Linked DNA regions of Homo sapiens: region 2 is linked to region 1. A link is an interaction called in ENCODE POLR2A ChIA-PET data of the cell type or tissue named here. Cell type or tissue: Panc1. All regions are shown on one strand.

The links. ChIA-PET counts read pairs that join two places held together with the same protein. Peaks named below come from ENCODE experiments on the same cell type or tissue, not always from the same donor. Only the 100,000 strongest peaks of a DNase experiment are listed, where the experiment ranks them.
Region 2: POLR2A ChIA-PET joins it to region 1 with 5 read pairs; 2 of 35 experiments call an interaction of 5 or more read pairs at or near these places.

Annotation. Positions count from the first base shown.
Region 1 is chr7:106,654,966-106,658,965 of GRCh38, forward strand. CCDC71L (coiled-coil domain containing 71 like) reads right to left here. Exons shown (of 1, transcript NM_175884.6): 1 at 1-4,000. Among named protein-coding and RNA genes, the nearest start is that of CCDC71L, 4.2 kb to the right of the region's middle. In Panc1, no CTCF peak of the experiment used is centred here; no DNase peak of the experiment used is centred here; H3K27me3 peaks cover 686 bases.
Region 2 is chr7:107,864,521-107,868,520 of GRCh38, forward strand. All of the region lies in intron 1 of LOC105375444 (a long non-coding RNA gene), which reads right to left. Among named protein-coding and RNA genes, the nearest start is that of DLD, 25 kb to the right of the region's middle. In Panc1, no CTCF peak of the experiment used is centred here; a DNase peak (open chromatin) is centred at 1,571; H3K27me3 peaks cover 364 bases.

The DNA.
Region 1 (4,000 bases):
TTAACTTTTCTATGAATGCTTTCGGAAGCTAAATAAGTCCAGTTTTGGATTCAGTAGACTACTTATTCAAATTTTCTGGGCTAAACATAGTGTTTGGTGTTTTTATGATTATTACTTTCCAATTGGGCTTTAGATATGTTTATTATGTTATAGATCATGGTTTAGAATGACATTTACCAAGACACAAGAGAGTGATGACAGTGAGAAGTCATTACTTCTGTGAAATCTGCAATTAGGCTCAATTTTTAGCTTCTTGTTCTTGTATGACTTTCATCTAATAATTTTCCAGGAAATTATTTTGTGTCAACTTCAGATAACTGCAACTTTGGCTTGTTCACCAATTTAGAGGATGTTCTATTCTCTGTGCTATGAGGAATTAAACCTAAATTACAGGCTTTATATCTGACATCCAAAAATGAGTGTGTCAATGCTTCAAATACAAGATTTTTTTTACTTTCAGTAATAATTTTCTGGTGTTTCAAGCACAGCTATTGTACTCACTTTGTTTCCTTTAACACCTGAATTATAAACTTTATACAAACTATAGCTTGGTTCTATGCATATAAATTAACATCATTTATAAGCAACACTTACTGAGCTTACTCTAAGCAAATATGTAGTCCAAAACTTTTGTAAGTTCTTGGATCAACAGCTTTAAATCTATTACTGTTATAAATTCTCAGATAGTTTAAAACACATAACAGTACATTCAAATGTCTTATAGAGATATAACAAAAGAAGATGTGAATCTTTAAAAAAACTCCAACAACAAAAATTGTAATAAATCAACTTAATCCAATCTCCTACTGCATAGTCAGCAAGCTAAAAAATTATATGATTTCCTTATGTCTTCAATTTTATTCATGCACAAATTCTCTTCTCTTCATTTATCTTACAGCTTTCCCAGAGCCACACAATATTCTTGGGATGCTGAGAAACCTGGAGAGCTAAACTCACAACGGACCACTCTCAGCTTATATACCTATTCTCACTGTGCATACCTATAATTAAGAGCATTTATTTAGTACTTCCTATGTGTCTAGCATTACTACCCTTTGAAAGGGGTAGTTATTAATCCTTATAATATCCCAATAGTTTCTTTCACTAATCACATTTGATAGTTGAGGAAGCAAGGCACAAAGATTTTAAGTAACTTACCTACAGTCTCAACACTTGCAAGTCACAAAGGTATGCATAATAATTCCACCCCAGGCACTGTGACTCCACAACTATTACACTACGCTTCCTCCAACTAATAGGAACTTAGGTACAAAGACAAATTCAGCCCACACAGTACTATCTATGAATCCGGCTCTTGCTGTGCTGTTCACTAATACTCCACTTCTGCCTTCTAGACTCTAATGAAAATTCTAGCCCTGCCCTTATTCTGTGGAACAGCCCATACCACTGGTACTCAAATGGAGCACTCTTACTTCCTTTCATGCCATGAAAGAGCAAGAGCTTTAGACCTTTTGTCATCGTCACAGGGGCACCTCGGGTCAGGATTTAGAGAATTCTGAATTTTGATGCATTTTTTTTTTGTAGGATATTTTATTGCTGGCAAACTGGTTAATAAGTTGGGCTTGTAGCGCCATCCTAAAAATTCGCTAGATAATTAAAGAATTGATGGAACACAGACTCCCGAGATAGCACAAAAAACAAATCTCGAGATTTCTGGGAATTTGAAGTTCACAAAAAAGTCAAAATTTATCAAATTGTAAATTAAGATGTTTTCTGAGTCACATACAAATACAAAATACCATTTCAAAAATGTTCAAATCATTAGAAAAACTAGACACTATGTATTCTCTAAAATTTATTTACAGTTAATAAGTTAAAAAGCAAAGTACAAGCAGATTATAAATCTCAACCATAAGCACATCAAACTGTCCAGGGAAACACTTTGATTCCATTACAAACAATTGTTTTCTAATGCGCTTAAGACATAACACTCTATCAAAAAATATTTTAAACACACCAATAAATATTAGGCATGTATGTCCATTAAAAACCATTAAAGAGTCCTGTGGCAATCCTTAAAACAATGAAAAACTTTTGAGTTCAAAATTGCTCAGATATTTTGTATTCAAATATTTTTAAAATTTACTTAAGAGTTTTCTAAAAAATAGTACTATCATTTGCACACAGCAGATCAATAGGTGTCAGTCACCAGCTTAAGTTACACTTGTCAATATTCAAACTTGAATAAAATAAACACACATCACAACAGCGACACTTTGCACTATCAACAATGAAGCTTGCCCTCAACAATTATGACGTTACTGGTTTTAGTAACATAAAAATACATTGCTGGTTGACAGGAAGGATAAAAATGACATCAAGAATCTCAAAAAGTTATGTGAGGTGCCGGTCACCACATTTAGGCACTCAGGAATTAAAAATCAAATAAAAGCATAGCGAGGTGATGAATTTCCTCCTGGCTTCCCCCTCTACTTGTGCCATATGAGATAAAAGAGAAGGCAAGAGAATGAACGAAGATCATGAGATTTCTTTCAAAAACTATACACAAGCTAAGCTACAGACTTCACTTCAGAGGAGTAAGTGGATGCCTCATTATAAAGGCCACTATGCCAAGTTTCTTTTCACATTCTGTGACAAAGTACCCATGAAATACTTTCACTTTCCTATTAGTATACCAGTCAACTATATTAGATGTTGCTTCACATTTTAAAAGTTGTCACATAGGTTTTTACCAAAGGGCAAAAATAAAGATTTTTTACATCTTATTTCACAGACTAGAAATGGCATAATTTTTGAATAGTCCAGATGAATACCATATTGAATTCAAGATGGACAATCAGATCCAAAATGGAATCAGATAGCCCATGTAATCCAAAGAAGCATTTATGTGAGTTCAAGTATGCTAAAGTAACAAGGCATAGGAGAGAAAAATGTCAAGAATCTCAGTTAAAATAAATGAATGGTGTCAGTGGTTATGTTTCAGTGGTGTGCTGAGCAGTTATCCTCCCAGTTAAGCCAAATTTCAAAATCCTCTGGAAAACTATCTAGATAAGCTGTATGTCGAAATTGCATTCTAATATGGCCATTGGGTTTATTTTTCATTATTATAAAACTATATACAATAGTAAAGTTGTACAAATACATTTTTTCCAGGTGCTAGTTAGCTATAAAAGTTAACAATATATTTTTGGGAAGAAAACCCTATGCATCTGAAATACAATTGGCAATGGAAGCTAATAACCAAAAGATATGTCTAAGCTTCCTATCACAAATATAATTTAACACTCTCCATCTTCTAAGGAATTATTCATTTTTATTTACTCATGTGACAGTGTTTGTACAATGCATTATCATTGAGTAGTGAATAAAAGACTGAGGCTTACTAGAAAACTGGCATCAAGTTATATATATGTGTGTATATATATATCATATTATTTCTTTTAACAAGAACACTGAAATTGAAGTCACAACACTCCTATACGGACTACTAAACTTGAAATACTCATTTCAGAAAGCTATGCCATTTGAATTCTAGGAACGCAAGAGTCAAAATTGTAACTCTCATTATTCTCCTAAAAAGCTGCCAAGCAGAGATAAGCTTTAGTATTAAAGATTTCACATGTCAAGTTCCAGCCCAGTATGGATCGTTTCATGGCAGAATACTTAAATTTGAAATAATAGTGGTACAAAAACACTACTTGACCCTTTAGGTATTGCAGTAAAAGCTGGCTGTGGCACTGCTGGCTAAAAACTATTAAGTTTTCCTGCCACAAATGACCAAAGGCACTTGGATAATCAAGAATTCCACACTGGGCCATATGGTATAAACACTATAAAAGCGTAAAGAAGGGTCAGTATTCTGTGTGTCTCGCCTGTTTGATTCCTGTGGTCTTCAGCTGTCAAAGACCTAGAACTGCAAACATATAATGAGTGGCAAAAAGGTTAAAAAAAATGTTGGGACAAAAAAATCAACTAAAAATCAACTAATTTTCATTATGTTTGTAAAACTGATGAATAT
Region 2 (4,000 bases), 1.2 Mb after region 1:
AGGATCATGGTAAATAGTTTGACATTGACTTTATTCTAAGCAGAGTGAGAAGCCAGGGAAGGATTTTGTTGCAGAGAAATAATCTGCTCTAATTTGTGTTTGAAGAAATCACTCTTGGTGCTGGTCTGTGAATGAAGTGGACAGGGGCATAGAATTGAATGAAAGCAGAGAGAGCATTTAGGAAGCTTTTACAGTACAACCGGTAAGAGGTGAGGTGGTATGGCTTGAAGTGGGGCTGGCAAAGGAGAGAAGTGGGTGAATTTGAGATACATTTGGAGCTAGGTTTACCAGTGCTTTCTGAAGGACAGAAAGTAGAGGGGAAATGAGGGATCAAGAATATCTTCTGCGTGTTGGGCTCAAGCAATCTTGAAAGGCTGGTATTGTCATTTTCTGAGATGAGTGAGATTTGCAGGAGGAGCCGGAGGGCCAAGGTGAAGATGAGAGTGTATAAGTTATATCTGAGACATTTTTGGGACACTTTGTTGGAGTTGAAGTACAAATATTTTGTAGTTAAGTATATTTTGTAGTTAAATATATTTTGAAGGGATGATGATAGATACTCTTTGAGAATTGCTTAGCCTTTGTTTTTTTAATGTGTTTACGTAGAGACGTCCAACAGGCAATGAAGGATCTGAGCTGGGAGCTTGGGAGAGAGGCCAGAGTGACAGATAATGCCAGGCACATGAAGAATTCAACAGAAGGGCATGAGGAGTTTCCTTGGTCGGCTATACCTCTGCATAGCTCATGCTGACCATAACCAACCATCAGCCTCCTCTTTTCCTCCCTGTATCTCAGTGCGCAGCCCATGTTGACATGTCTTCTATATCTCTTCAAAAGTCTTAACTGTCAATGTTAAAGTTGAATATGGTATTAATGAGAATCCTGTCATTTAGAAAATGCCTTCGAGTTACTTAGCAGGATGGTGACACACAAAGTTTCAGAGTGAAATACAGAGCTTTCCTGAAATATGGTATATTTGCCATTGTAAAGTTTCCTTATGCTGATTCCCCAATTCACGGTAGCAATGCTACCAATATGCTCATCTGAAATGATAGGATAAGTTCTTTTTTTTTTTTTTTTTTTTTTGAGACGGAGTCTTGCTCTGTCACCCAGGCTGGAGTGTGCAGTGGTGTGATCTCGGCACACTGCAACCTCTGCCTCCAGGGTTCAAGCAATCCTCCCACCTCTGCTTCCTTAGTAGCTAGGATTACAGGCATGCACCACCATGCCTTGGTAATTTTTTTTTTTTTATTTTTAGTAGAGACGGGGTTTCACCATGTTGGCCAGGCTGGTCTCAAACTCTTGACCTCAAGTGATCCTCCCACCTCAGCCTCCCTAAGTGCTGGGATTACAGGTGTGAGCCACTGCACCCGGCCTAGGGTAAGTTCTTTAACTGACGCTGTAATTCACTGGCTATAAGATCTCATAAGCAAGTCACTTTATGTTTCTGAGGCTCAATTTCCTCAATTGTGAAATAAATAGAGCAGATTAAACAACATATAAAGGGTCTTACCACCTATAATGTTCCATGATTCAATTATTCCACCCATTTACCATGAGCCCCAAACACTCACACTGAATCATTGTTTACATCCTTTTCCAAGACAGAGCAACAGGAAAAAGAGAGTTCAGATTTCCACTGAAGACCAGGCAGTAAACAGGCAGAGGTCTAAGACACCAGCAGCCACAAATACCACTTTCGGGGTCACTCATCACCAGTCCCACTTTGTAAAAAAGCAGATTACCCAAACATCTTAGGGCAGCTGTGGCTGCCAAAGAAGTGAGACAAAATGGAAGGGGAGGGCTTAAAGTTCTTTTGTGTGATTTTATTTGAAATCTGTTTTATGGGATTTGCTCTAAAGGCTTTTCTGTGATCATAGTGAATCCCACTCACAGTGCTGAGAATACCTGTGTCTTCAGAATCAACTAATTCAGCAAAGACATGGGCTATAACTCATTTGTCAACTCATTTAGTGAAGACATGGGACAAAGGTACACATTTATTGATTATGAAAAGAGTTTTACCATAATAATGAAACCCAGCCAAGGTGAATCTACTGTGTGTCACTGCAAATATTTTGTGGTCATATTTGAGATGCTTTGAGGATATTTCATTGGAGTTGTTAAATAGGTAGTTAAATATATAATTTCAAGACTGAATTTTACCCTAAACCATAATACTTTTAGTACTTTGTAAACAGGATTAACCTAAATAATTACTAAAGAATGCTGTAGGATATTTTCTTCTAATTGATAAACATTTCTACTCATCCACAGCTTACTTTGTTTTAGGCTAAATCTAACATGGTTTAAATTCTTTACTTATTGGTCTAATTTCTTCACCTTCATTATATAATAAAGTTTTTTATTTATTTGAATATCCATAATACAAATTCAAACAACTGTCAACTTAAGAATATGACTAGAAGAATTTTAGGCAAGAATTATATTTATGGGCTAGGGAAGAAGCAGTGGGATGAATAAGCAAAGCACAGAGGATTTGTAGGGCAATGAAAATAATTTGTATGATACTATCATGATGGATACATGTCATTCCACCATTTTTTTAAAGACAGGTTATTGCCCTGTCACCCAGGTTGGAGTGCAGTGGTACGATCTTGGCTCACTGCAGCCTTGACCTCCCAGCCTCAAGCAATTCTCCCACCTCAGCCTCCTGAATAGCTGGGACGACAGGCATGTGCCACCATACCCAGCTAATTTTTGTATTCTTTTTTTTTTTTTTTTTTGAGATGAAGTTTCACTCTTGTTGCCCAGGCTGGAGTGCAGTGGCGCCATCTCAGCTCACTGCAACCTCCGCCTCCTGGGTTCAAGTGATTCTCCTTCCTCAGCCTCCTAGTAGCTGGAATTAAGGCATGTGCCACCATGCCTGGTGAATTTTTTGTATTTTTAGTAGAGACAGGGTTTTACCGTGTTGGCCAGGCTGGTCTCGAACTCCTGATCTCAGGTGAGCCACCCACCTCAGCCTCCCAAAGTGCTGGGATTGCAGGCATGAGCCACCAACCCGGTGTCGTTATACATTTGTTCAAGCTCATAGAATGCACAACTCCAATAGTGAACCCTAATGTAAACTATTGACAGGGTGATAATAATATCAATGTAGGTTCACCAATTGTAAAACATGTACCACTCTTGTGGGGGATGTTGATAATGGGAGAGGCTGTGCATGCGTGGGGGCATGGGATATATAATGCCAGGCACATATGGAAAATCTCTGTAACTTCATCTCAATTTTGCTGCAAACCTGAAACTCCTCTAAAAAATAAAGTATTAAAAAAAATTCAAAATATTTAACAACCAGTACAATATGGTGCTGACCAATCAGAATGATCATTGAGCTTAAACAAGAGATGCTCCTGCACCACTGTGTATGGGCCAAATAGCGGCCTGACTTCAGTATGGTATTAAATTAATACATTTTGATTTCTGCTTTAAGATAGCTACTTCAAACTTGAAAATTTACAGAGACCAAGCAAGTGATGTAAACAAGGAAAGGAAGCTAGGGGTCAGCAAAATACAGATTATTGAGATTGGGTCAGATGTTAAAGCTCAGCAACTGTTAGTACCTAATGAGCCCCAGCTGATTGTTGCTATTGGCAATGTAGATGGAAAATGATTTTTCAGAACAATTTCCAATTTGAATTTTTGGCAAAACAACTGTATGGGCTGGGGCTTACCCAAAGAATACCTGTTTGCTCACCTGTATTCTAAGCCAAGGCCATTTCCAAGCTTTTGCTGGACAAAGTACAGAAATTTCTAATTTGTTTTGAATACTCTTTGCCAAGATTGACTCAGAAAAAGTCAATAAATTCAGAACTCTTGCTTCTTTTGAAAACGTAATTACATTTCTATAATAAGCATTTGTTTATTTAACTGTGCAATAAGCGAATGACTTTTTTGGATGAATGTTTATCAATCCTATTTTAAGGAAATGATCTCTCCAATAAACATAAACCTGCATTATACTATACCTTATATAATT